2 separate regions of the Homo sapiens genome follow, and region 2 is linked to region 1. The links are chromatin loops, found by intact Hi-C in ENCODE. Cell type or tissue: heart left ventricle. All regions are shown on one strand. Links, peaks and the distances in the headings refer to the core of each region. The heading gives the core; the rest is flanking DNA. Region 1 holds the start of MAGEL2 (MAGE family member L2). Region 2 overlaps LINC02250 (long intergenic non-protein coding RNA 2250).

Evidence for each region. Peaks named below come from ENCODE experiments on the same cell type or tissue, not always from the same donor. Only the 100,000 strongest peaks of a DNase experiment are listed, where the experiment ranks them.
Region 2: a loop joins it to region 1, with 9 times the contacts of the local background. A loop is called at or near these places in 25 of 110 quality-filtered maps.

What each region holds. Positions count from the first base shown.
Region 1 is chr15:23,641,143-23,656,720 of GRCh38, reverse strand. MAGEL2 (MAGE family member L2) reads left to right here and starts at 8,854. Exons shown (of 1, transcript NM_019066.5): 1 at 8,854-13,172. The coding sequence starts at 8,979. The coding sequence ends at 12,728. RefSeq lists an enhancer at 9,567-10,411. In heart left ventricle, for the core only: a CTCF peak has its summit at 7,604 (motif pointing left); DNase peaks (open chromatin) are centred at 9,070, 9,340 and 9,612; H3K4me3 peaks cover 771 bases; H3K27me3 peaks cover 3,399 bases.
Region 2 is chr15:25,492,785-25,508,362 of GRCh38, reverse strand. It overlaps LINC02250 (long intergenic non-protein coding RNA 2250), which reads left to right. Exons shown (of 5, transcript NR_187215.1): 3 at 157-304; 4 at 7,111-7,278. Among named protein-coding and RNA genes, the nearest start is that of UBE3A, 62 kb to the right of the region's middle. In heart left ventricle, for the core only: a CTCF peak has its summit at 6,370 (motif pointing right); no DNase peak of the experiment used is centred there.

The DNA.
Region 1 (15,578 bases), core at 3,386-11,385:
ATGTGAAACAAATGATAACACACAGATAAAAGAAGTACCAATACAGTCAACTTATACTCTACCCTATCAGTAATTACGTTAAATGTTCCATGAAAAATGGAAGACATTTCTAAAATAGATTTAAAAATTATAACCTCAGTGCGATGATTAAATTTATGTGTGAATTTGGCCCATGCAGTGCCCAGATATTTGGTTAAACATTATTTTGTGTGTTTCTGAAAGGATATTTCAGATGCCTAATGTCCTTTTAACTGAGACATCAGGTGTTTTCCTGTCTTTGGATTGGAACTGACATATTGACTTTTTTATGGTTATGAGCCTGCCAGCCTTTGGACTTAAACTACACCCTCAGCCTTCCAAGTTCTTAGCTCTTGGGCACATACTGGAACTAAACCAGTGGCTGTCCTAAGATTCCAGCTTGCTGAGTCTCACGGTGTAGATTTTGGGACTTGCCAGCCTCCATAATCACATGAGCCAATTCCTTATAATGTCTTTCTCTCCCTTTCTTTCATATATATATATATATAGAGAGAGAGAGAGTTTGGCAGGTTGATAGTTAAAAGGATGCAAATAAACAGAGGACATAATTACAAAGCTTAAGAAAGCTGGGGTGGCTCTGCTAGTATTAGACAAAGTAGACTTCAAAAGAAGGAGTATGAGCAGAACTAAGGGAGATATTTTGTGAGAATGAAGAACCAATTCACTAAAAAGACATAGTCACACATGTAATGTGTATGACCTAATAAAAGAGATAACACTAAGTTAAATTGCCAAACTAAGGAGGGAAAATAGATAAGTCTACAACTGTGTTTGGAAATGTTAACATACTTCTTTGAGTGATTGATAGAAGGACCAGATTTTAAAAATCAGTAAACATACTGAAGATGTGAACAGTATGTTCAACCAACTAGACCTAGGCGACATTTATAGATATATCTCACTACAGCAGAATGCATTTTCTTTTCAAGTGCTCACAGAATATTTTAAACAGACTCAATGCTGGGCATTAAACCAGGTTCTAATATAAAAATTATTCAAGCCGAATCGGGCATACTCTTATCATAATGGTATTATATTCATAATTAATATTATTAAAATTTGTATAAAATATCCTAATGTTTGGAAATTAAACCAAAAAATAAAAACAGCCCATGAGTCAAAGAAGAAATCACAGTAAAAATTATATTTTGAAATAACTGGCCGGGCGCGGTGGCTCACATCTGTAATCCAGCACTTTGGGAGGCCGACGCAGATGGATCACGAGGTCAAGAGATCGAGACCATCCTGGCCAACATGGTGAAACCCTGTCTCTACTAAAAATACAAAAATTAGCTGGGCATGGTGGCGGGTGCCTGTAGTCCCAGCTACTCAGGAGGCTGAGGCAAGAGAATCACTTGAACCCTGGAGGTGGAGGTTACAGTGAGCCAAGATTGCGCCACTGCACTCCAGCCTGGCAACAGAGTGAGACTCTGTCTCAAAAATAAATAAATAAATAAATAAATAAATTATTAAAAAATAACAAACCATAATGTGTAAGATGCTGCTATAATAGGGCTAAGAGATAACTTTATAGCTTTAAATATCTGTACTACAAAAGAGAATATATTTAAAATCAATGACATAAGCTTATACATTAAGAATGCAAAAAACAGGAATAAAATAAAAAGAAACTAGAAAAATGTACAGAATAGGCCAGGCGCAAGGTAGCTCATGCCTGTAATCCAGCACTTTGGGAGGCTGAGGCAGGCGGATCACGAGGTCAGGAGATCGAGACCATCCTGGCTAACACGGTGAAACCCCATCTCTAATATAAATACAAAAAAATTAGCCGGGTATGGTGGTGGTTGTCTGTAGTCCTAGCTACTCTGGAGGCCGAGGGAAGAGAATGGTGTGAACCCGGGAGGCAGAGCTTGCAGTGAGCCAAGATCGTGCCACTGCACTCCGGCCTGGGTGACAGAGCGAGACCCCATCTCAAAAAAAAAAAAAAAAGTAACCTGCACATGGATGTTTATAACAGGTTTGTTCGTAATGGACAAATCTTGGCAGCAACCAGGGTGTCCTTCATCAGGTGAATGGGTAAATAAACTTCGGTACATCCAGACAATGGAATATTATTGAGCATTGAAAAGAAATGAGCTATTAAGCTATAAAAATATATGGAAGTTAACTAAAATGCATGTTATTAAGTGAAAGAAGCCAGTCTGAAAAGGATACATACTATATGTGTCCAACTAGTTTACATTCCAGAAAAGATAAAACTATGGAGACAGCACAAAGATCAGTGGTTGCCAGGTATCTGCAGGGGAGGGGAGGGGATGAATAGGTAGAACATGGAGGATTTGGGAGCTAGGAAACTATCCCGTGTTATACTATAATGGTGGATGTATTACATTAGACATTTGTCAAAACACAGAATGTACAATACCAAGAGGAAACTTAATGTGAACTCCAGACTTTGGGTGATAATGACATGTCAATTGATGTTCATCAGCTGTGAGAAGCATACAATTTTGCTGGAGGACGTTGACATTGGGGCAGATCGTGTGTGTGCTGGGGGAACCAAGGGGTGTATGGAAACTTGCTGTAGTTTTGGCTTAATTCTGCTGTGAACCAAAAACTGCTCTACAAAATAAGGTCTATTTGATAAGAAGAAAAACATGAGTTACCAGGCCACAAAATTAGGAATATTAAATGTGTATTGCTAAGTGAAAGAAGCCAATCTGGAAGGCTACACATTTTATGATTCCCACTACATATGATATTCTGGAAAAGGCACAACTATGGAGAAGGTAAAAAAAATCAAAATTTGCCAGGGGTTTGGTAGGAGAAAGCACAGGTTTTTTAGGGCAGTAAAATTCTTCTATATAATAATGCAATGGTGGACACAGAAATCTGTTATCACACAATTGTGATAACCCATTTATCACACAATTGTGTGAAAACCCATAAAATGTATACATAAAGAGTGAATACTAATGTAAACTAGGGAGTTCAATTAATGATATTGGCTCGTTGACTGTAACAAATATACCGCTCTAACGCAAGACATTAAAAATAAGGGGCATTGCCAGGGGTAGGGGGACAGGGATGGTGGGAGAGGAGAGGGGATACATGAGAAGTCTCTGTACTTGCCTCTCATTTTTTCTGCAAACCTACAACTGCTTTAAAAAATAATCCATTAATTAAAAAGAAAAGACACAAACAAAACTCACAATAAATGACATACCATTTCTCATTTACTGAACTGCCTAAAATACTGAAATGCCTAAAATAAAAATGGCTGACTGACTGTATCAATTTTGCAATGATGTGGATCCATTGGAACCCTCATATTTGCTAATTGCAGTGTAAAACTGCAATCACCATTTCACATCCAGTTGAATAACAAAAATCAAAAAAGACTGACACTACAAAATTTTGCAAGGTTGTCAAGTACCTGGAATTCGTATGCATTCTTAATTCTTAACATTATTCTTATGTTAGAGTGTAAAATGGTCTAACCCAACTATGGAGAACTCTTACAGTTTCTTATAAACAGCCGTCTATCCTATGACCCAGACATTCAACTCCCAGGCATTTACCCAAGATAAATGGAAGCATATATTTACAAAAGGCTTGTAAAATAATTTGTAATGCAGCCTTTTTCTCATAATAGCATCAGATTTTAAATGTCTCACATGCCAACAGGTAACAGATAAATTATGGAGTTATAAATACAATGGAATACTTTTCAGCATAAAAAATAGCAAACTTCCAATACTTGCAACATATTTACATTAAAAAATGTTGAACAAAGGAATATTGACCTCTATCTGTGTGTCTTTCTCTCTCCCTCCCTCCCTCCCTCCTACGCTGATTCCATTTTATGAATTTTTAGAACAGGCAAAATAATCTAGGGTGAGAGAAATAAGGAAGTGTATGTTTTTGGAGATAGAATAATTGACTGGAAAAGGGTGCACGGTAATTTTGTTTGATAATAAAACTATTATTTATATTGTTTTGAGTGTTAATTACTCAGTGGCAAAGCTCATTAAATTGAATACTTTAGATCTGTGCATGTTGTTGCATGTTAATTATATCTAACATATTTTAAAAGGTTTTGGCAGCCCTGGTGTAATGGTAAGAGTGATGGGCTGGGCACAGTGGCTGATGCCTACGGTCCCAGCACTTTGGGAGGCCAAGGTTGGGGGCTCACTTAACCCCAGGAGTTTGAGGCCAGCCTGAGCAAAATAGTGAGACCCCATCGCTACGAAAAACAAACGAACAAAAATCACCTGCGTGTGGTATGGCCTGTCTGCAGTCTCGGCTACTCAGGAGGCTGATGCAGGAGAATGGCTTGAGCCCAGGAGTTTCAGACTGCCGTGAGCTATGATCATACCACTGCACTCCAGTCTGGGTGAGAGAGCAAGACCCTGCCTGGTGGTCAGCGGCAAAAAGAAAAAAAAAGAATGCAAGCTCTCACAACGAATAGATTGGGATTTAAATCTGAATTCTGATATGTATTGCTAGATCTTCTGAGCCTCAAATTCTTGCCATGTAAAATCAAGCCAAATACTTATGGATTTTGTGAGAAATCAATGAATAGAGTCTATTATACTCTGAGGATGGTATTTTATCAAATAATAAATTGTTGATAACTAGTAGTTACACTATTTTAATCCTTCCAATTCTTTTTTTTTCAAACCTCATACTTATGATATCTCCTATGCTTTTTAAATAATTTTTCTACTTAGACTGTCTATCTGGATCACATGAATCTTTCACAGCCTCAGGTTTGTTTTCTTTCTTTTCACTGCTACAATCAGCATCACAGCTCCCCTCACCCCATGTTCCAAGCAGAAGTGAGTATTTGATTATTTTCATCCTCTATGACCAATATGAGGTTTAAACAATGCGACAACACCTTATTGTACTAAAAAACCATATGAATATCCCTATATGACTAACAATAGATTCGTGAAATGTCCCTATGTGACTAACGATAGATTAGATTAATGTCCCTATGTGACTAACAATAGATGTAAATAGGACTTGCATCAGATTTTTCTCTGTAGTCTTATCTATAGCACAGTGCTGGGCATATAGTGAATGCTTAATAAAAGGTATTTCATAAATAAGTAATTTTAGAGTTTATGAAAATCATAACTGATTTTGTTACTCACTTATGAATATTTACACAAAGTCTAACAGCTACAGAAGATTGGAAGACAGGCAGTTCTGGTGCTAATCTTACCATTTCATTTTGTAGCTCCTTAGTGACCACTCAATGCGAGCTGGGGATACCAAGGTGAGCAAAACAGGCTCCCGTCTGCTCCTAGTTCCGCAATTTTCCTACTCCCATCACAATACTTCAGTTCTCCCTTCCCTGTTTTTAAAAATCATTTTGTATACTGCTGTTATATACTGACGTAAGCCATTAAAAGTCCTTTCTAATTAGGGAACAGAGGCCAACATTTCATGGATGTTTTGTATGTTTTTCCCTTTTGTTTTCTACTCACCTTGAATTTTCAAGCTGTTTCATATAAAAGTGAGGAAAGGGAATTTTGACAACACTTGGTTCAAAGGTGTTGAGGAGGAAGAACATATGCACAGAAAGGGAAAGAGGGCTTCAGGAAGCAGGAAGGTTTCACAGGAGTGATTTGGGAAGACCCAACACTTGTGGTCTAATGCCTCACTAGACTCAGGGCAATATTATGTTTTGCTGTGATTAAGGCAGTCAGTTTTCAAAAACGACCCGTATGTCCCTGTTTCCTCAGGTGAATTTTGCTCACAAGTAATTTGTAAATAGCTAGGGAGAGCCCCAGGAACAGCCTGGGTCTGAGAGCACTGACTATCTGAAATAAGCAGATGTTTCTTCCAGGGAGAATAAACTGGGTTTACCCTCTTTACTTGTTCCTATAGAATCAATGGATACATAATCTCTGATTTTTCCCTGCCGGTTAAAGAATGTTTCCAAGCAGTGGCAATAGTGCTGGTGTAGAAGTTATTCATCTTCCATTTCTAACTACTCCTACGCACCTGTTTTTTCCTTTGTATAATGCCTAATCTTTTCTTTCTGGCTTTGGTGTTGCCTCTTAACATAAACCGGACCTCTTTTCATAGAACAGATTCGGTGGGAGTTGACACTGTATGTCAGTGCTATTCACTGACCTCCAACATCAGTGAGAATAGCCAGACCCTAGTGGGAGCCATTCATTGTGTGGGATGACCAACAGCATGGTGGACGGCAGGACAAACCTGTCATAATTCCCGAAAATAAACGGTTAGTGGGAGAACTTAATCTCTGTGTAGTTTATACATTTGCATTAGAGTGGAAAAAAAGTATGCTTTAGAAATGCCCTAGGCTAAAAAATAAACTGATTTTTCCAAAGCCATCCATAGCCAGTAACAGCCATGTAGCAGAGTTGATAATAGCAGGTCCTGAGGGTTAGGCATTTAGAGTTTGTCCTTCTACAGTGTTTCCAAACCCCCATGAAACTGAGAAATCCTGTGTGGATCTGGGCCATTAACCCAAGGGAGAAACGAAAACCATGAAACACGGTAGTATCCATTCTGCAGAAGCTTTTTGTGTGCTGTGGTAGATGGCCTTCTCTGGGGATACACAGGAGTGATGTCCAGTAGTCCACCCTTATCCTTGGGGGATATATTCTGAGACCCCCCTGTGGAGGCCTGAAACTGGAAATAGTACTGAATCCTATATGTACTACGATGTTTTCAACTGATAGCCGAGACAGCTACTAAGTGAATAACAGGCGGGTAGCATATACAGCATGGATACACTAGACAAAGGGATAATTCATGCCCCAGGCAGGACGAAACAGAACAATTTCATAATACTACTCAGAATGGCATGCAATCTAAAGCTTATAAATTATTTCTGGAAATTTCCATTTAATTTTTTGGACTGCATTTGATTGCAGGTAACTGAAACCACACAATGTGAAACTGCAGGCACAGGAGTGCTACTGTATTCGCTACCTGCTCATTAACCACTTAGTAGCTGCTTCAGATATCAGATCTACCATCGGTTTCCCAGTGTTTGTGTTCAAGGAACCCTTGTTTTACTTAGTAATAGCCCCAAAATGTAAGAATAGTGATCCTGGCAATTTAGGTATGCCAAACGGAAGCTATGAAGTGCTTCCTTGAAGGAAAAAGGTGAAAGTTCTTGACTTAATAAGGAAAGAAAAAATCGCATGCTGAGATTGCTAAGATATATGGCAAAAACAAAACTATCTGTGAAATTGTGAAGAAGGAGAATGAAAGGGATACATGGTATATATAAGGTTTGGTGCTGTCTCCAGGTTCGGGCATCGAGAGTTTTGGAATGTATCCCCTGCAGGTAAGGTGGGGGGGGCTACTGTATCATCAAGCACCCTTAAAAATCTGACTGTTTTGAAAAGAGTTTCCTGGGAATAACAACATCCCTTAAGTGTCCAGAAAATCACTGAAACTTTACCCCCAAATTCTTCTATTATTGTTTAAGGCAATAATAACATTGGGAGTGTGTACATACCTTCTCTTGGGTCCATAAATTACCAAATTTGAGGACCCCTGGCTAAGGGTACCTGGGAAGGAGTGGGGTGTACCCTTCATCGTCCTCATCTGCCCCCTGGTGGCACGTTTTGTCACTCTGGACTCCTGCCGTAGGCTGCCAACAGCCTATTTAAACGAAACATCCTTGATATTTAGTGCTTTGTATATTTCCAGAAAGCTTTTCAATTACTGAGATTATCACTTCCTCTCACCATAAAGTTGTATAGCATTGCCCAATAATACTATTGTCATCTGCTTTATCTGTTAATACTTGATTTGTCTCATATTTAAACTGATTTTTGTCACGAGAAGTTTCCCCAGAAATTTTTTTATTCTTTGCCTGTTTTTCCTATATATCCAAATATATCAATTTTTGATCTATTTATATACCCATTTTGTTATCTTCAGGTGCGTTATTTGGTTTTCATTTTTTAAATTTCTTTCCCATTCTGCAGATGAAAAATACTGAGAAACCTACTCTGTTCCTGCATCCGAGCCATTCCACAGGCAGTTTTCCCATACTAAAAATGCTGTCTTCCACTGATGTGTGGCATGTCTCAGTTCCGTGACTTCTTTTCCTCTCTCTCTACTCGCTGCTGTCCCTTTTCTCCATGTGTCTCTAACATGCCTGTGTTCTTCAAGACCCAGTGCAACCACATTCCCTCCCACAACTCTATTTTCATGAGGAATAGCCAAGCAGGACTCCCAAGACATCATACAGGAGTGCCTACAGGGTATCTCTCCTTGGCAGTCCCACAGCACCGCAAATGCCCTGTGTCTGCCAATACTCATCAGCCTCTCTTCCCGTGTGCCTCTCCTGGGACCCTAAGAGAGTAACAGTCCCTGCAACTTCCCACTTTCTCCAGGCAGGGACTTGTGTGCCTTTTCCATGTCTTTGACTCCTTTATTCAATTATAATACAGGTATCTGTCTGCTATAACTCCTGGAACTCTCTTATGTAAATGCGCTTTTTTCATTCTCCGCCTCACATCTTAGCCCAGACCACACCATCTCCCCCCGCCGTCTTGGATACCTTCCATGTTTCCAGTGGTCTGCTCCCACTCCACACTGCAGTACAGTGATTTTTCTAAAACATGGATGGGTTCCTGTCACTCCCCTGTGAAAAGTCATCCATGTGGAGTCTGACTGGTCTGCATTTGGGGACTGGACAGAGTGAGAAGGGATCCTGTGTCAGCCAGGACTCCGGTAGACGCCCCTATGCAATATCCACTTGTGGTGGTCGGGGGCGGGGAAGGGGCGGGATTGAGCCCCCTTCCCCCCTCCTCCTTACTGCGGAAAGCTGCGGAGCGAGCAGCACTCACTTCCTATTCAGCATTCAGCAGGGAGGGAGCCTCTGAACAGCCACGTAGGCATTCTCTTCTCTCTGGAGGAAAAGGCCCAGCAGCTGTCCGAGGAAAAGACCCACCAGCTGTCAGCAAAGGGACATGTCGCAGCTAAGTAAGAATCTGGGTGACTCGAGTCCTCCGGCGGAGGCCCCGAAGCCGCCTGTCTATAGCCGCCCTACGGTTCTGATGCGGGCCCCGCCCGCTTCCTCCCGGGCTCCGCCAGTCCCTTGGGATCCACCTCCAATTGACTTGCAGGCTTCATTGGCCGCTTGGCAGGCACCTCAGCCTGCCTGGGAGGCCCCACAGGGCCAGCTGCCCGCCCCGGTGGTTCCGATGACCCAGCCTCCTGCCCTAGGGGGCCCGATAGTCCCGGCTCCCCCGCTGGGGGGCCCGATGGGTAAGCCTCCGACTCCCGGGGTCCTGATGGTGCATCCTCCACCTCCGGGAGCCCCGATGGCCCAGCCTCCGACCCCGGGAGTCCTGATGGTGCATCCTTCAGCTCCCGGAGCTCCCATGGCCCATCCTCCTCCTCCGGGGACCCCAATGTCCCACCCTCCCCCTCCGGGGACCCCAATGGCCCATCCTCCTCCTCCGGGGACCCCGATGGCCCATCCTCCTCCTCCGGGGACCCCGATGGTGCATCCTCCTCCTCCGGGGACCCCGATGGCTCATCCTCCCCCTCCGGGGACACCGATGGCTCATCCTCCCCCTCCGGGGACACCGATGGCTCATCCTCCACCTCCGGGGACACCGATGGCTCATCCTCCCCCTCCGGGTACACCGATGGCCCAGCCTCCAGCTCCGGGAGTCCTGATGGCCCAGCCTCTGACTCCGGGAGTCCTGATGGTCCAGCCTGCTGCTCCGGGAGCACCGATGGTCCAGCCGCCTCCAGCAGCCATGATGACCCAGCCTCAGCCTTCAGGAGCACCGATGGCCAAGCCTCCAGGTCCAGGAGTCCTGATGATTCATCCTCCAGGTGCGAGAGCTCCGATGACCCAGCCTCCAGCTTCAGGAGCACCGATGGCACAGCCGGCGGCCCCACCTGCACAGCCGATGGCCCCACCTGCACAGCCGATGGCTTCTTGGGCCCCGCAGGCTCAGCCTCTGATCCTGCAAATCCAGTCTCAAGTTATAAGGGCTCCTCCGCAGGTTCCCCAGGGCCCGCAGGCACCCCCAGCGCAGCTAGCCACACCCCCGGGCTGGCAGGCGACCTCGCCAGGATGGCAGGCCACGCAGCAAGGCTGGCAGGCCACTCCCCTGACTTGGCAGACCACGCAGGTCACCTGGCAGGCACCAGCCGTTACCTGGCAGGTGCCGCCGCCCATGCGCCAGGGGCCCCCGCCCATCCGCCCTGGCCCACCACCCATCCGCCCTGGCCCACCACCGGTGCGACAGGCCCCACCGCTGATCCGCCAGGCCCCACCGGTGATCCGCCAGGCCCCACCCGTGATCCGCCAGGCCCCACCCGTGATCCGCCAGGCCCCCGCTGTGATCCGCCAGGCCCCACCTGTGATCCGCCAGGCCCCACCTGTGATCCGCCAGGCTCCACCTGTGATCCGCCAGGCCCCGCCGCTGATCCGCCAGGCGCCGCCGCCCATCCGACCTGCCCCACAGGTCCTGGCCACCCAGCCACCGCTCTGGCAGGCCCTGCCACCCCCACCTCCACTGCGGCAGGCCCCGCAGGCTAGGCTGCCGGCCCCGCAGGTGCAGGCGGCGCCGCAGGTGCCTACGGCCCCACCTGCTACGCAGGTACCCGCGGCGCCGCCCGCTGGCCCGCAGGTGCCCCAGCCTGTGCTGCCGGCCCCGCTGTCTGCCCCACTGTCTGCCCCGCAGGCTGTGCACTGCCCTTCCATCATCTGGCAGGCCCCCAAAGGTCAGCCCCCGGTGCCACACGAGATTCCAACGTCAATGGAATTCCAGGAGGTGCAGCAGACACAGGCGCTGGCCTGGCAGGCCCAGAAGGCCCCCACTCACATCTGGCAGCCCCTGCCTGCCCAGGAGGCCCAGAGGCAGGCTCCCCCCTTGGTCCAGCTGGAGCAGCCCTTTCAGGGAGCCCCGCCCTCCCAAAAAGCCGTGCAAATCCAGCTACCCCCCCAGCAGGCCCAGGCATCGGGTCCGCAAGCGGAGGTGCCCACACTGCCGCTCCAGCCTTCCTGGCAGGCACCGCCTGCAGTCTTGCAGGCCCAGCCCGGACCCCCGGTAGCAGCGGCAAATTTTCCCCTGGGCTCCGCTAAATCATTGATGACTCCATCAGGAGAATGCAGGGCCTCTTCTATAGACCGCAGGGGCTCCTCTAAAGAGCGCAGGACCTCCTCGAAGGAGCGCAGGGCCCCTTCAAAAGACCGCATGATCTTTGCTGCCACCTTCTGTGCTCCCAAGGCAGTGTCAGCTGCGCGAGCACACCTGCCAGCTGCCTGGAAAAACCTGCCTGCCACACCGGAGACCTTTGCTCCCTCCTCAAGTGTCTTCCCAGCTACCTCCCAGTTTCAGCCTGCCTCTCTGAATGCCTTTAAAGGCCCCTCTGCTGCCTCAGAGACCCCAAAGTCACTGCCATATGCTCTGCAGGATCCCTTTGCCTGTGTAGAGGCCCTGCCTGCAGTTCCATGGGTCCCACAGCCCAATATGAATGCCTCAAAGGCATCGCAGGCAGTGCCCACCTTCCTGATGGCTACAGCAGCTGCCCCCCAGGCAACTGCCACCACTCAAGAGGCCTCCAAGACCTCCGTCGAGCCGCCACGCCGCTCCGGCAAGGCCACCCGGAAGAAGAAGCATCTGGAAGCCCAAGAGGACAGCCGTGGCCACACGCTAGCCTTTCATGACTGGCAGGGCCCAAGGCCCTGGGAGAATCTAAATCTGAGTGACTGGGAGGTCCAAAGCCCTATCCAGGTCTCGGGTGACTGGGAGCACCCAAACACCCCCCGTGGCCTGAGTGGTTGGGAGGGCCCTAGCACCTCCAGGATCCTGAGTGGCTGGGAAGGGCCCAGCGCATCCTGGGCCCTGAGTGCCTGGGAGGGCCCGAGCACCTCCAGGGCCCTGGGTCTCTCTGAAAGCCCAGGGAGCTCTCTGCCCGTAGTTGTGTCTGAGGTCGCAAGTGTCTCTCCGGGATCCAGTGCCACCCAGGATAATTCCAAGGTGGAGGCACAGCCCTTGTCTCCCTTGGATGAGAGGGCAAATGCGTTGGTGCAGTTCCTCTTAGTCAAGGACCAAGCCAAGGTGCCTGTCCAGCGCTCGGAGATGGTGAAAGTCATCCTCCGAGAGTATAAAGATGAGTGCTTAGATATCATCAACCGTGCCAACAATAAGCTGGAGTGTGCCTTTGGTTATCAATTGAAAGAAATTGATACCAAAAACCACGCCTATATTATCATCAACAAGCTGGGCTACCATACAGGGAATTTGGTGGCATCCTATTTAGACAGGCCCAAGTTTGGCCTTCTGATGGTGGTCTTGAGCCTCATCTTTATGAAAGGCAACTGTGTCAGGGAGGATCTGATCTTTAATTTTCTGTTCAAGTTAGGGTTGGATGTCCGGGAGACAAACGGTCTCTTTGGAAATACTAAGAAGCTCATCACCGAAGTGTTTGTCAGGCAGAAGTACCTAGAGTACAGGCGAATCCCTTACACTGAGCCCGCAGAGTATGAGTTCCTCTGGGGCCCTCGAGCATTCCTGGAAACCAGCAAGATGCTTGTCCTGAGGTTTTTGGCCAAGCTCCATAAGAAAGATCCACAGAGCTGGCCATTCCATTACCTTGAAGCGCTCGCAGAGTGTGAGTGGGAAGACACAGATGAGGATGAACCTGACACCGGTGACAGTGCCCACGGCCCCACCAGCAGGCCCCCTCCCCGCTAATAGGTGTAGCAGAGATCTCGCTCCTGTGTTTCCCTGGCCAGAGGCCACTGACAGGGTGGGGGGACATTTTTGTTCCTGGTGTTTGTGTTCCAGTTCCACGAGTGTACGTTTGGATTTTCAACTTGGTTTCGTATCTGCCAAAGCTTTGTACATTTTTTATGTGGTGTTGATTTCAATCGGCTACTGTTCTGTTCTGTATTTTGGCATCTGTGTTTTTAAGTGAGATCTGTGGTTCTCTGTTTTGTGTTTTAATTGTTATGTTTTGGTATCAGCTTTGTGCTGGCTTTGTGAAATGAATTGAGAAGCTATCCATCTCATTTCTGGTATAGTTCATGTAGCATTGTAATCGGTTGTTCTTTGAACGTTCAAATGACTCATCAGTAAAAACTGTCTACAGAGAAGTAAATATCTATATCTATATATATAAATATACTTTCAGCATAACAGAAGTGTTTGTCTTTATTCTAATTTTTACACTAGATGGTGGAAGCCAAGTTTTGCCGTATTCTCTGAATAGACATGAATAGCAAGACTACTCTCAGTTATAGTAAAAACCACGGTGATGGAATTGTTTTCCAAGGAGAGTACTCCATTCATCTTTATAAGGATGCAGTGATTTCAGTGGGTGGTTATACATAAGATTTCTCCAGGAGATTAATTAAAGCACACACGTTAGTGCCCAGCTGGTAACGTTGTTATTAGAAGCAGAAATGTCCTTAAGGGTATGTGGAGAAGAAGGGCCATCTGCCTGCAGGACTACAAATAACCAGGTGGTCCCGCTTCATGGAGAATTTGGCCAAAAGGGTATTTGTCAATCATGTGGCCCGTGGCGGGGTGTCCAGCAGTTCAAATTTGGGTTTCATCAACACACTGCTACCGGGATGGAAACGTGCTCCCTGCAGGATATCCAGGCTTATAACAGGGAAAAGGAAAAAACAGTCTTCATTTAATTAGAAACCCTGCAGATTGCCAGCAGTAGTGGCTGGGTTAGGGGAGGGCGTGGCAGGGTGCATTCCTATCAACATAGAGTTCTAGGGGAAGGTCCTGGGGGGAAGGGTCATTCTAACTTGTAGGGGAAGGCAGCCGGCAACGCCTGAAGTTGCTGAACAACCGCGGTCAGCCCTTGGCTATGAACCTGGTCTAGGCAGGAAAGGGACAAGGGAATGAACTGGCCTGAGTGTTTTGAGGAAGGATATTCAAGCACACACCAGGCTGGTGTACACAAAAGGACGTTCTTGTGGTCATACTCTCTTCCTGTGGACAGGGGACCATCAGCCCTACTTGCCACCGCATACTGTCTTATCAGAAGGAAGAAATCCAATCCCATATCCCGCTTCTAGGGTGAAGCCAAAGTCCCAGATGCGGTTAGTGGCGATGGTGGAATTCTCCTGCCACCTAGCGGCAGATTAGAGGTGCCACCGCAGCTGCCGCAGCAACAGCCCCTCCCACAGTGCTTAACTTCACAACCATGTATATACTTGGATTGCAGCTACTCCTTGCTTCACCACTTTTGCTCATAATTTTATCTATATCTGTGCCCAGAGATTCCTTCTTTTCTCTTATAGGCCAAGGTAGCATCTGTTTTCAAGTCCAATCCGCTCTTCACTCAACAATTTCTATCCTTGGTCCTGCAGCGCTGCCACTTAGGAAGCTGACTAGGAGAGGAGCCCACAAGATGCAGACTCTACTCCTAGCACCCGCAGAACTGAGCTTTCCAGGACGATGATCCCCGCCCCAGGACCTGCCAGGCCGCAGGAGCTCTTTCTCAAGTTGTCTAAGTGGTCAGGTAGTCCAAAAACTGGGAGGCAGTTTCCTATAAACTCCTTGGGTCAGAGAGTCCTGCGCATTTGTCCGCAAGCAATGTTTACTTATTTTTACAACAACAGCAAATGTCCATTGAAGGAGACAGCAATGCCCCAGCTGAGAACTGTCCCCAAAGGAGGTTTTGCTGGGCCAGTAAAGTGGCATATTGGTCTAGTATTTCTTGTTTGTGTTTAGTTTATTTATGATTGCTTATAAAGTTTTCTCCAGACCATTAACTCATGGCGTGCCTGAGCAAGATGCTCTTTGTGGAACAAAATTTGGGACTTTGTTCCAAATTTGGGACTTTGTCCCATCATGGGACTTTGGTGCCATACTTAAGGTGGGGGCTGGCTCTGCTCCATGGTAGAGAGGCTTACTTCCCAGCTGCAAACCTCACTCTCACACGTGACATATATCTAATGGCCTTCTTTAAGTAATGCCAAGGACTTAAAGCCTAAATTTGTTTATATTGTAATGAGATATAAATTGCAACAATGAAAAATGTGTTCATTACCAATGAGTAAACTAGTTAGATATTCAACTGAAAAGTTTAAGAAAGTGCAGCTAACATGACAGTGAAAAGCAGAAAACAAAGACCAGGAATATAGAAAAATACAGGTTAAAAAACAGCGGGAACTGGCCGGGGGTGCGGTGGCTCACGCCTGTAATCCCAGCACTTTGGGAGGCCGAAGAGGGTGGATCACAAGGTCAAGAGATCAAGACAACCCTGGCTGACAAGGTGAAACCCCATCTCTACTAAAAATACAAAAATTAGCCGGGTGTGGTGGCGGGCGGGCACCTGTAGTCCCAGCTACTCGGGAGGCTGAAGCAGGAGAATGGCATGAATCATGGAGGTGGAGCTTGCAGTGAGCCGAGATCGCACCACTGCACTCTAGCCTGGGCAATAGAGTGAGACTCTGTCTCAAAAAAAACAAAAACAAAAACAAAAACAAACAAACAAACAAAACAGTGGGAACGAATTCAAATCCCACTTATTTGAAAGTGCTAAAATGTAGAAAATGTAGAAAATGTAACACAAATCTCTTT
Region 2 (15,578 bases), core at 2,703-10,702, 1.9 Mb before region 1:
TTAGCCAGTTTTAACTTTTAATTGTCTTCCCTTATGATACATTTTCCCCTTGAAAGATTCCTGCCTGGTTTCCCTAGGGGAAGTGCTTAAAAGCATCAATCTCATCATAGTTCAGCAATCATGAGATAATTTTGTTCCCTAATTCTGTTTTTCTAGCATGTTTGTAAACAATGCCATCAGGAATAAAAGTGTTTGAAGCTGAAGCTGGGTCTTCCATCCAAATGTGGAAAGCGTGCCAGAGGACTGTCTTTCCCATTCCCGCCCCACCTGCACAGCCATAGACAAAGCTCAGCTCCGGGATAAGGTAAATGTCAAGAGCCACACAGCAGCATGCCTTCCCTTCAAGACAGAACAAAGGGTGGTTTTCTTGGCCAACCTACTGCACAGGAGGAAGCCAAGCAACACCATTGATTTAAGCCCCAAGGAAAACCTAAAATCTTTGGCCACTTCAGGTTGTAAATCTGGCATCAGATGTCAGAAACTTGTGTGAAAACAGAGACTACTAGGTTTTACTATGGCTTGAAAGGAATAACCCAAAGAAAAGCCTGACCCCAAAAAAGGACTGTCCCAGGCTCAGGGCCCCACAGCGACCACATGCCTGGGCAGGGAACTGCCGGGAAGGTAGCCCAGAATGGTCACATCTCACTCTGCAGCCCCCTCACCGGACAAGGACACCTCCTGTCAGGTTCCGAGTTCTAGTCATTCTTCCTTGTCTCTGAGAGCTGTCCATCTTTTCATACCATTTCTATTGCCACCCGTGGTTCAGCCTGAGGTGCCTCGGAGGACTCACTGGCCAGGCCCCATGGGCACTCTACACACATGATTGAGCAAGACCTCTAAATGAGACCACAAAGCAGGCCCATTTCCTTCAGGTGACTGACATGGGAACTCAGGCTGAGAGCAACTGACCAAGCAGACACAGCTAAAAAGATGGAGCCAGGATTCCAGCCAGGATCTGCCTGACTTTAAGTAATATGTGTTTCCCACTAAACCCATGTCATGGCTTTCCCCAGCTCTCGAAGCTTTGATGGCCCCACTGCCTACTGAATTCAGTCTTAGCTGCCAATCCAGGGGCCAAGCCCTCCGTGCCCTGCCCTGCCCTACTCTTCAGCCTTGCCCAGCTTTTCCCCTCCATGAACATCCTCAAGTCCCCCCCACACTCAAGACTCCCCAGGAGTGTCCCTTTGCTCATCTGCAATGTCCTTACTACCAGCCCATCTGCCCTTTCCAAGTCCTGCTCACTCATCAATACTTCTGTGACCCCCTGCCGTGAGAACACATTCTCTGCTAAACCCCTGCTCTTCCAGCGCACTTTCCTCAGAGTTATGTACAGAGAGGGTCTCCCCCTGCTAGACTGAGCCACCTCGGAGGAAGAGCCTGTGCCTGGATTTTCACATCTTTGTATGTCCTTCCATCCTTAGCAAAGGCACCTGGAATGTAATCAAAATCACCAAATATGTGTTGGATAGATGAATAGGTGGATGGATTATAAATAAATAAAGTATTTATCTAGGTTGTTACCTCTCAGGATGCAAGGAAATATATTTGATTTATAGACATACAGAAGAAGCGACTACATATAGTATAACAAAGCAATGTTGTGTTTGGAATAACAGCAACTGATTAATAAGTATCTATTATGTTACACTGATGTCGTATCTCTACCATTAGACTAACAAGTCTTTATGTTTCACGAGGGCAGGAATAATGTCTACAGCTGCAGCTGCCAGATCAAGCTGGAGTCCCTCCCTGATCTGATGCCATAAAGTAGGAGCTCTCAGTCACCATAGGAGGAAATCACTACCTCAGGCTGCTCACTAGAACCTCTGGGAAGAAACAGAGCTCCCCACCATAAGTCACGGCTTTGGGGTCAGAGTCTCTGGATCCAAGCCTGGTTCTGCTACTTGAGCCTCTCTTGAGTCTCAATTTCCTCCCTGAATATAGGGATGATAATCCCTGTCCCATGAGTTGCACTGGGGAATAAATGTGATCATCTATACAGTGCACTCAACAGCGGGCATGACCTGTGGGAAGGGTCCCATTAGTGTCCACATTGCCAGTTATGCAGTGAATATCATTCATGTCTCAGCTTATGTATCAACCAACAGCAATGCAGAGTTATCCCTCCTGTAGTTAGTTGAAAGTAGCTGGTGCTGACTATACTTCTAAGTTCTTACCAGTTGTCACTAGACCTTGTCAAAATGGGAAAAGACAGACTTCTGATAAACTCACTGTCAACTTATAGGCAATTTTAATAGAAAAAAACATAATTCACTGCAGTTTTTAAAAAAATCTACAATGAGGTATGAGCTAAAAGAGGATTCCATAGACTTGAGGTCAAAGTTCATAGTGAATCTCTTAAAACCTTACCTCCCTTTGCCTTTTTAGTATTATTAGTATGTTACATTATAATTCATCCCCTGATAGTGTTTTCAGGGCATTGGAGTTTCTGAACACTTCAGATTGTCTCCTATGTCCTGCAAAGATACCCCATAATGGTGTAGCTCTGTGAGAGTGAAGTGGTGGCTCTGCACCCTCAAGGTGCCTGGAGAGTCAGGTCCACTCAGTCATGGTGTGCTGCCAGTTGCCAGACCTCTCTCTCTTCCTGCATGCCATGCAACTTTACAGACCAGGAAGGCACTCAAGGGCAGCACAGCCCTGGGGACACATCCCGGTGCCTTATGCTCTAATGTTCAAGACCGCCTCAGCATCTGCTTACTGTGCAGGAGCTAAGGGAGGCGATCACCTCCACGGACCTATCCTCAACAACAGCTCCTCTACACTAGAAGATACTAGAAACAAAAGAGCTGTGCTCCTCTGGGCTGAGTTAGGAACTGGAACTGTCCATCCCAGTGGAAGGAACTGGGTAAGCATTTGCACTAGCAATAAGCTCTCTGGCTTGTGGACCATGAGCCACGGGGATCCTTCAACACCAGTGGAGGTGAAGTGACTTTGAGTGCATGGACTCCATTCTCAGCAGGTTCACTTTTTATGCTGTCAGATCCGTAAACAAACGTTCGCCCCTTCCTGAAACAAAGCAGGAGAGGACATTGCTGATCTATCAGGGCATCCTGATAACATTCTGCCTCCACAACCAGCCAGTGGAGAATGATTAGAGAAACACGCTGGCTCTAATCAGCTGGGGATGTGAACACTGCTCATTGCTTGATTATGTACTTTAAATCATGAATACTCAGAACAATCATAAGATATATATACACTTAACATATACATATACCGCCTGTACACTCAACCAGAGGACATACATTGGTGGCTGCAGAACTCCGTTATGATAGCATGGAGTTTCATTTAGATCATTTCTTTTTTCACATGACGCCTCCAATTTACATTTTAGTGTTGTTGGTGATGGCTATTGACTGAATGTTTGCATTCTCATGAAATTCATATGTTCAAATCCTAATCCTCCATGTGATGGTTTTAGAAGATGGGCCTTTGGGGGGGTGATTAAGTCATCAGGGTGGAGATCTCATGAATGGGATTAATGCCCTTGTGACAGAGACCAAGAGAGCTCTCTGGCTCTCTTTCCACCTCGTGAGGATACAATCAGAAGGCAACCATCTGCAGCCGGAAGAGGGCCCTCACCGGAACCCAAGCCAGCTGGCCCCCGATCGTGGCCTTCCAGCCTCCAGAACTGTGGGAAGTGGATGTCTGTTGTTTGTGAGCCCCCCAGTCTACAGTGTTCTGTTACAGCAGCCCGAGCTGACTAAGACAGTGATATTACCAATGATGGCAAAACACCAAACAGTACATGCTGATCACTCAGAGTTCCTTCGTTGCCAGATATAGAAACGACTTTTCAAATTCCAGCTATAATCCTCCCAAACCTCAACTGAGGAAATGAATCATTATCACCAACTGCAAACTCGCTGTTACCCTCCAGCAATGACAAAGAGAGCCTTTCTCCTGTAGACCTCCCCCTAGGTGGGCCTGGGGCACACTTCCTTTCCTCCCAGCCGCCTGGGGACCTCGAAACTGCTTCTTCACTGACAGAAATAGCAACAGACAAGCCTGGGAAGCTCCCCTAACCTCTTGCAAGGAGAAATTATTTTTCATTTCCTTGAAGGTGTGGGCCCAGGCAGGCTGGCCGTACTCCCTCCCCACACAGCAATCCCAGCACACCTAGGAGACAGGGTGGGGCAGAGAAAGATGGGGGCTGCTAGGGCAGGAGGGCTGGCCCAGCCCCAGCAGGATAACTGCCCTGGAGAGTACACACACCGTGGAGCCCAGTCCCACTCCCAGGATCCATCCTGACCATGTCCAGTCAAGACTGACCAAGACTTCATCCTCAGAGAGGAAGTCATAAAGGAATTCCTTGACATGCTCCCCTTCTCTAATCTGGTATTAACAAATGGTATGACAGAAAAATGAAAAAAGGAGGGAAGGGAGAAGTAAATAAACTCCAGGTTTTGTGGACATCAAATTTTAAGAAAGCAAATGAGAACTGAGTTCAGTAATGATCCCAGTCATTCTTTAGCAAGGCAGGAGGAAGGAGTGAAATAGCCTCCATCTTCAAACATCCCCAATTCAAGGGACAAAATTCCATTGTACACTCCCTAACCAGTGAATTCAGCTATAGGCACTGCAGTCATATTGATAGGTGAAGCCGGCTGGGCTTCTGAGTCAGTCGGGACTTGGAGAACTTTTCTGTCTAGCTAAAGGATTGTAAATGCACCAATCAGCAGTCTGTGTCTAGCTAAAGGTTTATAAACGCACCAATCAGCATGCTGTAAAAACGGACCAATCAGCACTCTGTAAAACAGACCAATCAGCTTTCTGTAAAATGGACCAATCAGCTCTCTGTAACATGGAACAATCAGCAGGATGTGGGTGGGGCCAAATAAGGGAATAAAAGTTGGCAACCCGAGCCAGCAGCAGCAAGTGGGTTGGGTTAGTTTCCACAGTGTGGAAGCTTTGATTTTTCGCTATTTGCAATAGATTTTGCTGTTGCTCGCTTTGTGGGTCCACAATACGTTAAGAGCTGTAACATTCCCTTGGAAGGTCTGCAGCTGGCTTTGCTCTTGAAGCCGGTGAGACCACGAGTCCACCAGAATGAACGACTCCGTAGGCGCCACCTTTAAGAGCGTTAACACTCACTGTGAAGGTTTGTGGCATCGCTCCTGAAGTCAGTGAGACGACGAACCCAGCAGAAGGAAGAAACTTTGGACACATCTGAGCATGTGGTGGTACAAACTCTTGACACACCATGTTTAAGAACTGTAACACTCACCATGAGGGTAGGGGGCTTCGTTCTTAAAAGTCAGCGACATCAAGAACCCACCGGAAGGAACCAATGCTTGGACACAGTAATTCATGCACAGGGTTTAAGGCTTTTGCTGCCAGAAGTGCTTGGCTCTGTGTGTGTGTGTGTGTGTGTGTGTGTGTGTGTGTGTGTGTGTATTGGTCTAGGACACACACAAAGTGTGTGCTGCCTAGTTCAGCTTCATGTGTTTCCTACCTCAGAGAAGAGATGGTTTTTCTAAGACCGGTTCTTGGAATTTTGTAATGCGGAATCGGCAGGTGCGCAGAGACATCCGAGACTGAGGGCTGGAGGAGGAGGGGAGGACTAAGAAAAAAGCCCAATGGGAGTGGAGAGGGAACAGTCCCTCCACAAAGAAAGAGTGGGAGGGGTGAGGAGAGAGGATGCTGACAATCAGAGCCCAAGAAAAGCAGAAAAATAAGAACCCAGGAGCGGGAGAGAAGGGAGTCAGATAAAATGGGTTTCCCATAACCTGTAGATTGGTTCTTATGTGCTTTTAGACTGGCATTTCTTAAATTCGTATTTGCTGTTATGTCTGCTGTTCTTGACTATGACTCCTTAGAGCTGCGTGGGTCTTCAGCTCAGAAGATTTTCTCAGTCCTAGTCCTGCTCTTGCCTTACAGCTGACGAAATGCCAGCTCAGAGAAATAAAATCAGTGGCCTCAGTATGCACCACAATTTAGAGCTGAACTTTGATTCCTCTGCCTATATTAGTCCAATGTAGACTCTACTACCCATGCTAAAAATATGCTTGTTCCTAAACATGCTCCCAGCCACATCCCTCCCTACCCCGACATGCCTCCTTATGCTGTAAGTTTTACTGGAAAGATAAAAAACCATATACACACTCTTCAGTAGAGAGCATTTACATGTCTGAAGAGAAAGTGCCCCACAACAATAGAAAACGTTCCCAAAATGAACTCAGTTCTGGGGCTGGAAGCTGGGATGCATGCAGCTACAGCAAAGGCCTTACCTTGAGGAGACACTCAAGGTAAGTGTCTCCTTACCTTGAGGAGACACTTGTGAAGTTAGAAGGGACAGACATTGTTTAAAGGGCACACGTGTCTGAGCAGGACTCACATTCCATCCAACAGATGGCAGTAGCCACATATTTTTTTAAATAAGCACATAGAAGTCCAACGTTCAGAAGAAAAAAGAACCAGTGAAATGAGATGTAAAATCTTTCTGTCCTCATCAAAAACCAAGTTTTCATTCCGTTTGAATTAACATGAAATTCAAACAACAACAAAACCCATCTACCTAAGCACTGGTAGATAAAATCAACTAACAGCCCTCTAATGACATGTTACTGATTACAAATTATAACTATTTTTGTGTCTTGTTATTAGAAAGATGAAAGAGGGTTAATAATTGCTGTAATATGTTGGGTTTAGCTAACTTAAGTGAGTGGTTGAATATGGTTTCCATTTTCCACATACCAGCATTCTTGAAGTAAAAAATAACGGAACCTCTTGGTTGCTAACAATCTTTTATCCACCACCTAATTCTTAGAATTCTTTACACTTCTGAACATGACTTCCATTCTAGTTTTCAAATTGAGAAAGCACCTATATTAAAAAGCACTGGTTCTCTCCCCATTTGGGATTACACTTAAATGTATAAGGTAGAGAAAAGTCTAATAGAGAACATAATTGATGTCAGTTGTAATTGTATTCTGATGTCAAATACATAGTAAAATATGAGCTTATTTTTGTGGCACTGCATTAAAAATACATTTCTTGAGCTCCTTTTTTGGTTCATTCTATTTTTATCCCCCGTTTTTTCCTTGGCACTTCCTATCCATGATTTTCTGCATATCTAATATCGCGCAGAGGAAAAAGCACTGCCTGGACCTGTCCACCAGCAAGCGGACATTGCTTTGCATAAACAGGCAGAGGGGCAGGCACCTCAAGGGACTCGCAGAAGTGCCTGGGTATTTTTAAATACTTGAGGAGAACACAAGGATGCCTGTCGGACATCTCAGGAACTGCTAGCTCCAGGTAAATTGGTTTTAACATTAGGTTGCTAAATTTCCTTCCATGATGTCATATCTTTGCAAAGCTTGGTTTTTGGTGACTGTTGTGATAGTTGTGGGGGAAAAAGTGATATGTCCTATCTAATTCCAAGGTTTTACATATTGCTAGTGCCCAACTGATGCACCTACATATCATTAGTAAATAATTGTGGTTATTTAATATTACAATAAAATATGATTTATTTTCTTCCAATTTGTACATATTATTTTTTACCCAGCTCCTAAGTTGTTAGGACATAAATACTTATTAAGGTAGTTGGACCCAACAAGGTCATAAATAGAACTGTTAGGTATTTCATGTGGCCTCAGGGCCCTGTGAATAAGATTACTAAGACATTAAGGGTGCTGTGAACTGAAAATGTTTAGGAACTGCTGAACTAAACTATTCACAGAGGTGAGCTGGTTTATTCCTCTCAAACATCTTAGTCATTTCAAGGCTGGGCATGATAGCTCACAACTGTAATCCCAGCACTTTGGGAAGCTGAGGTCAGAGGATTGCTTGAGGCCAGGAGTTCGAGACCAGCCTGAGAAACATAGTGAGGCCACATTCTCCACACAAAAAAAGTAAAAATTAGCTGGGTGTGGTGGTGCACACCCGTAGTCCTAGCTACTTGGGGAGCTGAGGCAGGAAGATTGCTTGAGCCAAAGATGTTGAGGCTGCAATGAGCCATGAGATTGCACCACTGTACTCTAGCCTGGGCCACAGAGTGAGACTCTGCCTCAAAAAAAATTAATTAATTAATTAAAAATCATTTCAAAGTATGAACCATGAATTTAAATAACTGATATAAAAATCTGGAAAGAATGAATCAGAAATAAAAGAAAAGAGCTTGGGTTTGAATCTTGCCTGCCCCACAAACTGGGTGAGATCAGGTGACCTATCTGAAACTTGGTTTTCCTCTCCTTTGTGTGGGTTAGAGGAGATAAGGTCTCAGCACCTAAGATCCTTCCTGGTACTTAAAAATGCACAATAAGTGGTATCAATTATGATTTCTAAATCAGACATGACCCATACAAACATTTCCTTCCTGGAAAGGAGGGGTCTTAATTTGGGGAGTCCAGTGCAAAATAAAAATATGAGGATTTTTGTTCAAAAATTAGTAAGAATTTCAAGATGGTCTCAACAGAGCTGATCAGCTGTGAAGCTACGTGAAGCTGCCCCTGCTCTTGCCAATTTTCTCAGGGTTTTCCAGCTCAAATGAATCTTTCTGCACCGAATCTTTATACTCTTATCACCTGTGCCAAATAATTAGTAGCTCACCATTATCCTGGTCCCCAGTCAACTGTAGCAATATGTAATATCATCATATTCACTACTAGCTGCATGGTGACATTCTATTTCCCAAGTGGACTGTGTTAGTCTGTTTGTGTTACTATAGAGGAATGCTTAATGGCTGGGTAATTTATAAAGAGAAGAGGTTTAACTGGCTCACAGTTCTGTAGGTTGTGCAGGAAGAGTGATGCCAGCATCTGATTCTGGTGAGGACCTCAGGAAGCTTCTATTTGTGGCAGAAGGGAAAAGGGAGCAGTCGCATCACATGGCAAGAGTGGGAGCAAGAGAGAGAGAAGGGGTAGGTCTCCCCAGACTCTTTTAAACAACCAGATCGTGCATGAACTAACTGAGCAAGAACTCACTTATCACCAGGAGGATGGTATTAAACCATTCATGAGGGATTTGCCGCCATGATCCAATCACTTCCCACCTGGCCCCACCTACTACACTGGGAATCACATTTCAACATGAGATTGGAAAAAACATCCAAATGATATCACAGATGATCGCATCTTTGTGGGCAAGGGGCTGTAAAGAGTGCTGACTCATTTTCCACCCCACAGCCTCTAGGCACCGCTGGCACATATTAGATGCTCAACAGATACCTGTTGACTAAATAATTGATGGGAGGGTGGTATGGCTATATAGTTGTTAGCCTCTTACTACCATAATCTCCAGGCTGTAAAGGCTGTGAGTGGTAGACTGAAAGCATGCCAGGTAATCTCTATAGAGGGCATACTAAAGAAACTAAGAGGACATCGCACAAGTGGGTGTGTTCATCCTGTGTGTGTGTGTGTATTTCGTTTTCGTTTACGGTTTTTCATATGAATAAGCTTTATTTTTGGAACAGTTTTAGGTTCACAGTAAAGTGAAGCAGAAAGTACAGACAGTTCCTATATACCCTCTGACCCCACACATGCACAGACTCCCCCACTACCAACATTCCCCACCAGGATGGTACATTTGTTACTACTGTTGAAATGGTATTGACACATCATCACTCAAAATCCACAGTTTACATTAAGATTCACTCTTGGTGTTGTATATGGGTTTTGATAGGTGTATAATGACAAGTTTCTACTGTTATAATATCAGATAGAATAGTTTCATTGCCCTAAAAATCCTCTGTGCTCTATTCATCTCTCTCTCCCCCAAATCCCTAGTATTAACTGATCTTTTTGCTATCTCCATAGTTTATCCTTTTCCAGAATGTCACATACTTGGAATCATATAATATAAAGGCTTTCAAATTGGCTTCTTTCACTTAGCAATATGCGTTTAAGTTTCCTGCATATCTTTTCATAGCTTGATAGCTCATTTATTTTTAGAGCTAAATAACGTTCCACTGTATGAATGTCCCACAGTTCATTTATCCATTCACCTATTGAAGGGCATCTTGGTTGCTTCCAAGTGTTGGCAATTATGAATGAAGCTGCAGGTTTTTGTGTGGACATAAGTTTGCAGCTCCTTTGGATAAACATCAAAGAGCACAACTGCTGGATATTATGGTAAGGGTATGTTTAGTTTTTAAAGGAATGCCCAAACTGTCTTCCAAAGTGGCTGTACTATTTTGCATTGTCACCAATAATGAATGAGAGTCCCTGTTGTTCCACATCCTCACTAGCATTTGATGTTGTCAGAGCTGTGGAATTTGGCCGTTCTAATAGGTATGTAGTGATATCTCATTGTTTTTTAATCTGCATTTCCCTGATGGCATCTTGTGGAGCATCTTTTCATATGCTTAACTGACATCTGTGTATCTTCTTCGGTCAAGTATCTGTTAAGGTCTTTGGCCCATTGTTTAATCGAGTAGTTTGTTTTCTTATTGTTGAGTTTTAAGTGTCCTTTGTATATTTTTGGTAACAGTTCTTTATCATATGTGTCTTTTGCAAATATTTTCTTCCAGTCTGTAGCTTATCTTCTTATTTTCTTGAAATTATCTTCTGCAGAACAGAAGTTTTTAATTTTAATGAAGTCCGGCTTATTAATTATTTCTGTCATGAACTGTGTCTCTGGTGTTGTACCTAAAAAGTCATCACCATACCCAAGGTCATCTAGGTTTTTCTCCTGTATTATGTTCTAAGCACTTTATAATTTGTGTTCCACAGGTAGTCTGTGACCCATTTTGAGTTAATTTTTGTTAAGGGTTTAAGGTCTGAATCTGGATGGATTTGTTTGCATGGGGATATCCAATGGTTCCAGTACCACATGTTGAAAAGACTATCTCTGCTCCATTGTATTGCCTTTGCTCCTCTGTCAAAAATCAGTTGTCTGAATTTATTTGGGCTTATTTCTGGTTCCATGTTCTGTTTCATTGATCTATTTGTCTATTCTTTTATCAATACCACACTGTCTTGCTTACTGTAGTTTTATAGTAAGTCTTGAAGTCAGGTAGACTGTCAGCCCTCTCACTTTGTTCTTCCCTCTCAATACCAATATGGCTAAATCTGGGTCTCTTGCCTCTCCATATAAACTTTAGAATCAGTTTGTTGATCTCCACAAAATAACTCCCTGAGATTTTGATTGGGATTTCAATGAATCTATGGATCAAGTTGGGAAGGACTGACATTTTGACAATATGGAGTCTTCCTGTCTATGAATATGGACTATCTCAATTTATTTAGTTCTTCTTTGATACCTTTCATCAGTTTTGAGTTTTGTAGCTTTCCTTATAGAGATCTTGTACATATTTTGTTAGATTTATATCTAAGTATTTCATTTCTGGCATGGTAATGTTAGTGGTAATGTGTTCTTAATTTCAGATTCCATCTGTTCATTGCTGGTACAGGAAAGCAATTAAGTTTTTCTGTGTTGTATCCTGCAACCTTGTTATAATTGCTTATTAGTTCCAAGAGTTCTTCAGTGGACTCTTTTGGATTATCTAGTAGACATCTGCAAATAAAGACAATTTTACTTTTTCCTTCCTAATTGTATACCTTTTATTTCCTTTTCTTGCCTGATTTCATTACCTAGGACTTCTAGTATAACACTGAAAAGGAATGATGAGGGGGACATCTGATTCCTGATTTTGCGAGGAAGCTTTGAGTTTCTCACCATTACGTATAATATTCATTGTAGGTTTTTAGATAGATGTGCTTTTCTTTATCAGGGTGAGCAAGTTTCCCCCATTCATAGTCTGGTGAGAGTTTTTATCATGAATGGGTATTGGATTTTGTCCAATACTTTTCCTGCGCCTATTTATATGATCACATAATTTTTTTCTTCTTTAGCCTGTTGATGCGATAGATTATATGAATGGATTTTTGAATGTTGAACCAGCTTTGCATAACTGGGATAAATCCTAGTTGGTAATGATGTATACTTATTTTTACACATTGTTAATTTGATTTGCTAAAATTTTGTTAAGGATTTTTGCATTTATGTTTATGACAGGTATTTGTTGTAGTTTTTTCCTGGAATATCTTTGTCTGGTTTTGGAATTAGGGTAATGCTGGCTTCGTAGAATGAATTGCAAAGTCTTCCCTCTGGTATAATTTCTTATTTAAAAATTTGGTAGGACTCACCAGCAAACCCACTGGGCCTGATGCTTTGTTTTGGATGGTTATTAATTATCGATTCAATTTCTTTAATAGATATAGGCCTATTACAATTGTCTGTTTCTTCTTAAAAGAGATTTGGCAGATTGTGTCTTTCAAGGAAATGGTTCATTTCATCTAGGTTATCAAATTTGTGGGCACACAGTCGTTCATAATATTCCTTTGTTATTCTTTTAATGTTCATGGGATTTGTAGTGATGTTCTCTCTTTCATTTCTGATACTGGTAATTTTTTTTTCTTAGCCTAGCTACAGAGGCTTATCAATTTTATCGATCTTTTCAAAGAACCAGCTTATAATTTTGTCGATTTTCTCTACTGATTTTCTTTCCAATTTTATTGATTTCTACTGTAATTTTGTTATTTCTTATCTTCTGCTTTCTTTGGATTTAATTTGCTCCTCTTTTGCTAGTTTCCTAAAGTGGACTGTGAACTTCATAGGAGCTTCTCAGTTGCCCCCCATCCCTTAGATAGGACAGGATGGTTACAGGTAACTGGTGTTAGGTATTTCCCTTCCCCTGGGTAGGTTAGGTTCTGATAAAACCCCAGCATTTAGGCTCTGATAAAATAGTTCCTCCTCAGGGTAGGCCTTGTAATAAGAAGAATGCTCTGGCACGTTTCAAAGTGGTTGCTTTTCTCCTCCCTGTGAGAGAAGCATAAGGGAATTTTTCTCTGATCCTTGCTTTGAGAAGCTGGGAGAGTGCCTGTAGTTACACCTCATAGAAGTATAAGAGCCCTTCTATACCTGGGTCTTCCTGGAGTTTTTAACTCCATCTTTTCCACACTCAACCTCCGGCAATTTGCCAGTTACAATTCAGCTTTTCCCATGCTGGCACTGGCGCCCGTGGAGGTTTCTGCTCAAGAGTTTCTGCTGTGATAAAAGTAGATTCATTGCATCCACATGTCTGTCTCTCCAATTTGGGGACAGCAGCTTACCCTGTGTCCTCACTTTTCTGATAGATCTAAGAAGAACTGTTGATTTTTCAGTTTGACAGTTTTTTGAATTGTTTTTAGGATACAGTGGCAGCTTCAAGGCTCCTTTTGCACTGAAGTGAAAACTGGAAATCCTATGTTCCCTTTTAAACACTGGCACACTCTAATAAGAACAACTTAATGAGAGTTGACCCCGTTCACAAATTTCCCCTGCCTCAAATTGCCCTACATGTGCAGGAGTAGTCTTCAGACAGCCCAGTCCACACATAGGATGGGCACTGACCAAACTTCAGCAACTTGGAAAATCTACCCTGAGAATTGGGTCAGAGAGTCCATTTTCCCCAGTAGATCATCTTCCACCTCCTCGTGAAGATCAAAAAACAGAAGTTAATCTCCAGAGAGAAAAAAAGAATGAATCAGAAAGAAAAGAGATGCAAGACAGAGAGCCAGGATGATTTTTCTGTTCCTGGGTAAAGTCACAAGCCTGGTCTCTAGCCGTGCATCCTTTTAATAGACTCCTCTTTTCCACTTAGGTTCCCCAAGAAAATGTCTCTTTCTCTTTGCCATCAATAAGTCAAACTCAGTGAGAGTGAATCTGTCCATAAACTCTGGTGGGGATGAATACCACATTTCCATATCTCCTGAGCTCCTGGAAAGTAATTTGTCACCAGGGTGGCACCAAGGTCCAGAATTTTACCTAGAGCCCAGTCAACAAGGAAGAGCCAGCTGCCAAGGCCAGGGAAGCCAGAGTAGCCACATCTCAGCACTCCAGGGAGCATGAATTGCGGTAAAGTCAATGAGAGTAGTATCCTCAAATTTTGCCAACTAAGGATTCAGCATTAAATAAACCACACCCAGGAACAAGCAAAAAGACTGTTTCCTGGAAGAGAAAACTAGATCTGGAAGGAAACAAGAAAGCACCACCAAGCTGGGAGAGGATACATGTCAAAAACAGCCCCTAGGGTAAGGGACTACATATGCCTTTCTTTTGGCTGTGTCTGCAGAGAGGACAGATGTGTCATGGGAGACTACAGCCAAGAAGAGAACTGCAATGAATAACAGGGAGTCTAAGGAATCTTGGGATTCAAGAGAGGTCCAGGAAACTACAAAAAGACTATAGAGTGGAGTCTCTTGGTCTCACAAAAGTCTAGGCTCTGTCTGCTCTGTTTCTCCTCCCAGATCAGACAGCTTCAGCCGAGAAAGGGATAGAGGAGGAGGTCAGAACAACATCCTAGTGATGTCACCATGCAGTCTGTTGGATTTGGTCACCTTCAACTCAACCACAAAGTGGCAGGACATTTAATTTAAATATTCATTTGTGCTTAGTCACCTTATGGTATTCCCTTTCTGTTTCAGGAGGCAGAGGGTCTCTTAATCATCAAAAATTTTCCTGGTTGGCAGACAGAAACTACTGGAAGTTTCTTCCAGTTTTCATGACCTACATAGTCATTGAAGGGGTCATTCTTGTTATCTGGGTGGAGGCAGAGGCAGAGAGGAAAGATCATGTATTAGTACTTCATTCCTTTTTAAATACCAAATAATATTCCACTGTATGGCTGTACCTCATTTTGTTTATCCATTCATCACTTGATGGATATTTGAGTTGTTTCCGTTTTTGACTATTATAAATCATGTTGCTTTTTACATTGATATGCAAGTTTTGTGTGGACATATGTTTTTATTTTTCATTTTTCTGGTGTACATACATGAGAGTAGAATTGATGGGTCATATGAAAACTCTATAATTAACATCTGAGATTCTACCAAACTGTTCTCTCCACCATTTAAAATCATGCCAGCAATATATGAGGATTCCAGTTCCTCCACATCCTTGCCAATACTTGTTAATGTTTACTTTCTAAATTTCAGCCAACCTAGTGGGCAGTTTTCTCATTGAAAATTTGATTTGTGTTTCCCTAATGAAAAATGAATAACATTGAAAATCATTTAATATGTTTATTGGTAATCATATATCTTCTTTGGAAAAAATGTATATACAGATCTTTTCCCCATTGAAAAAATGGGTTGTCTATTAGTTGAGCTGTAAGAGTTCTTTATATATTCTTGACACAAGCCTTTTATCAGATATATCATTTCAAATATTTTCTCCTATTCTGTAGGTAGTCTTTTCATTTTCTCGATGGTATCCCTGGAAGCACAAAATATTATATTTTGAGAAAGTTCAATTTAGTTTCTTTGGTTGCTTATGCTTTTTGGGGTCATACCTAAAAAATCACTACCTAACTTAAAGTCATAAATATTTACTTCTCTATTTCTTCTGAATTTTATAATTTTAGCTCTTACATTTATGTCTATGATCAATTTTGAATTAGGTTTTGTATATGGCATGTTGAACACATTAAACTTTTAATTTTTGCTGTGGACATCCAGTTTTCCCAACACCATTTATTGAAAAGACTTTTATTTTACCCAATAAATTTTCTTGGCATCATGATTAAAAATCATTTGACCATAAATACGAAAATTTATTTTTAGATGATCAAT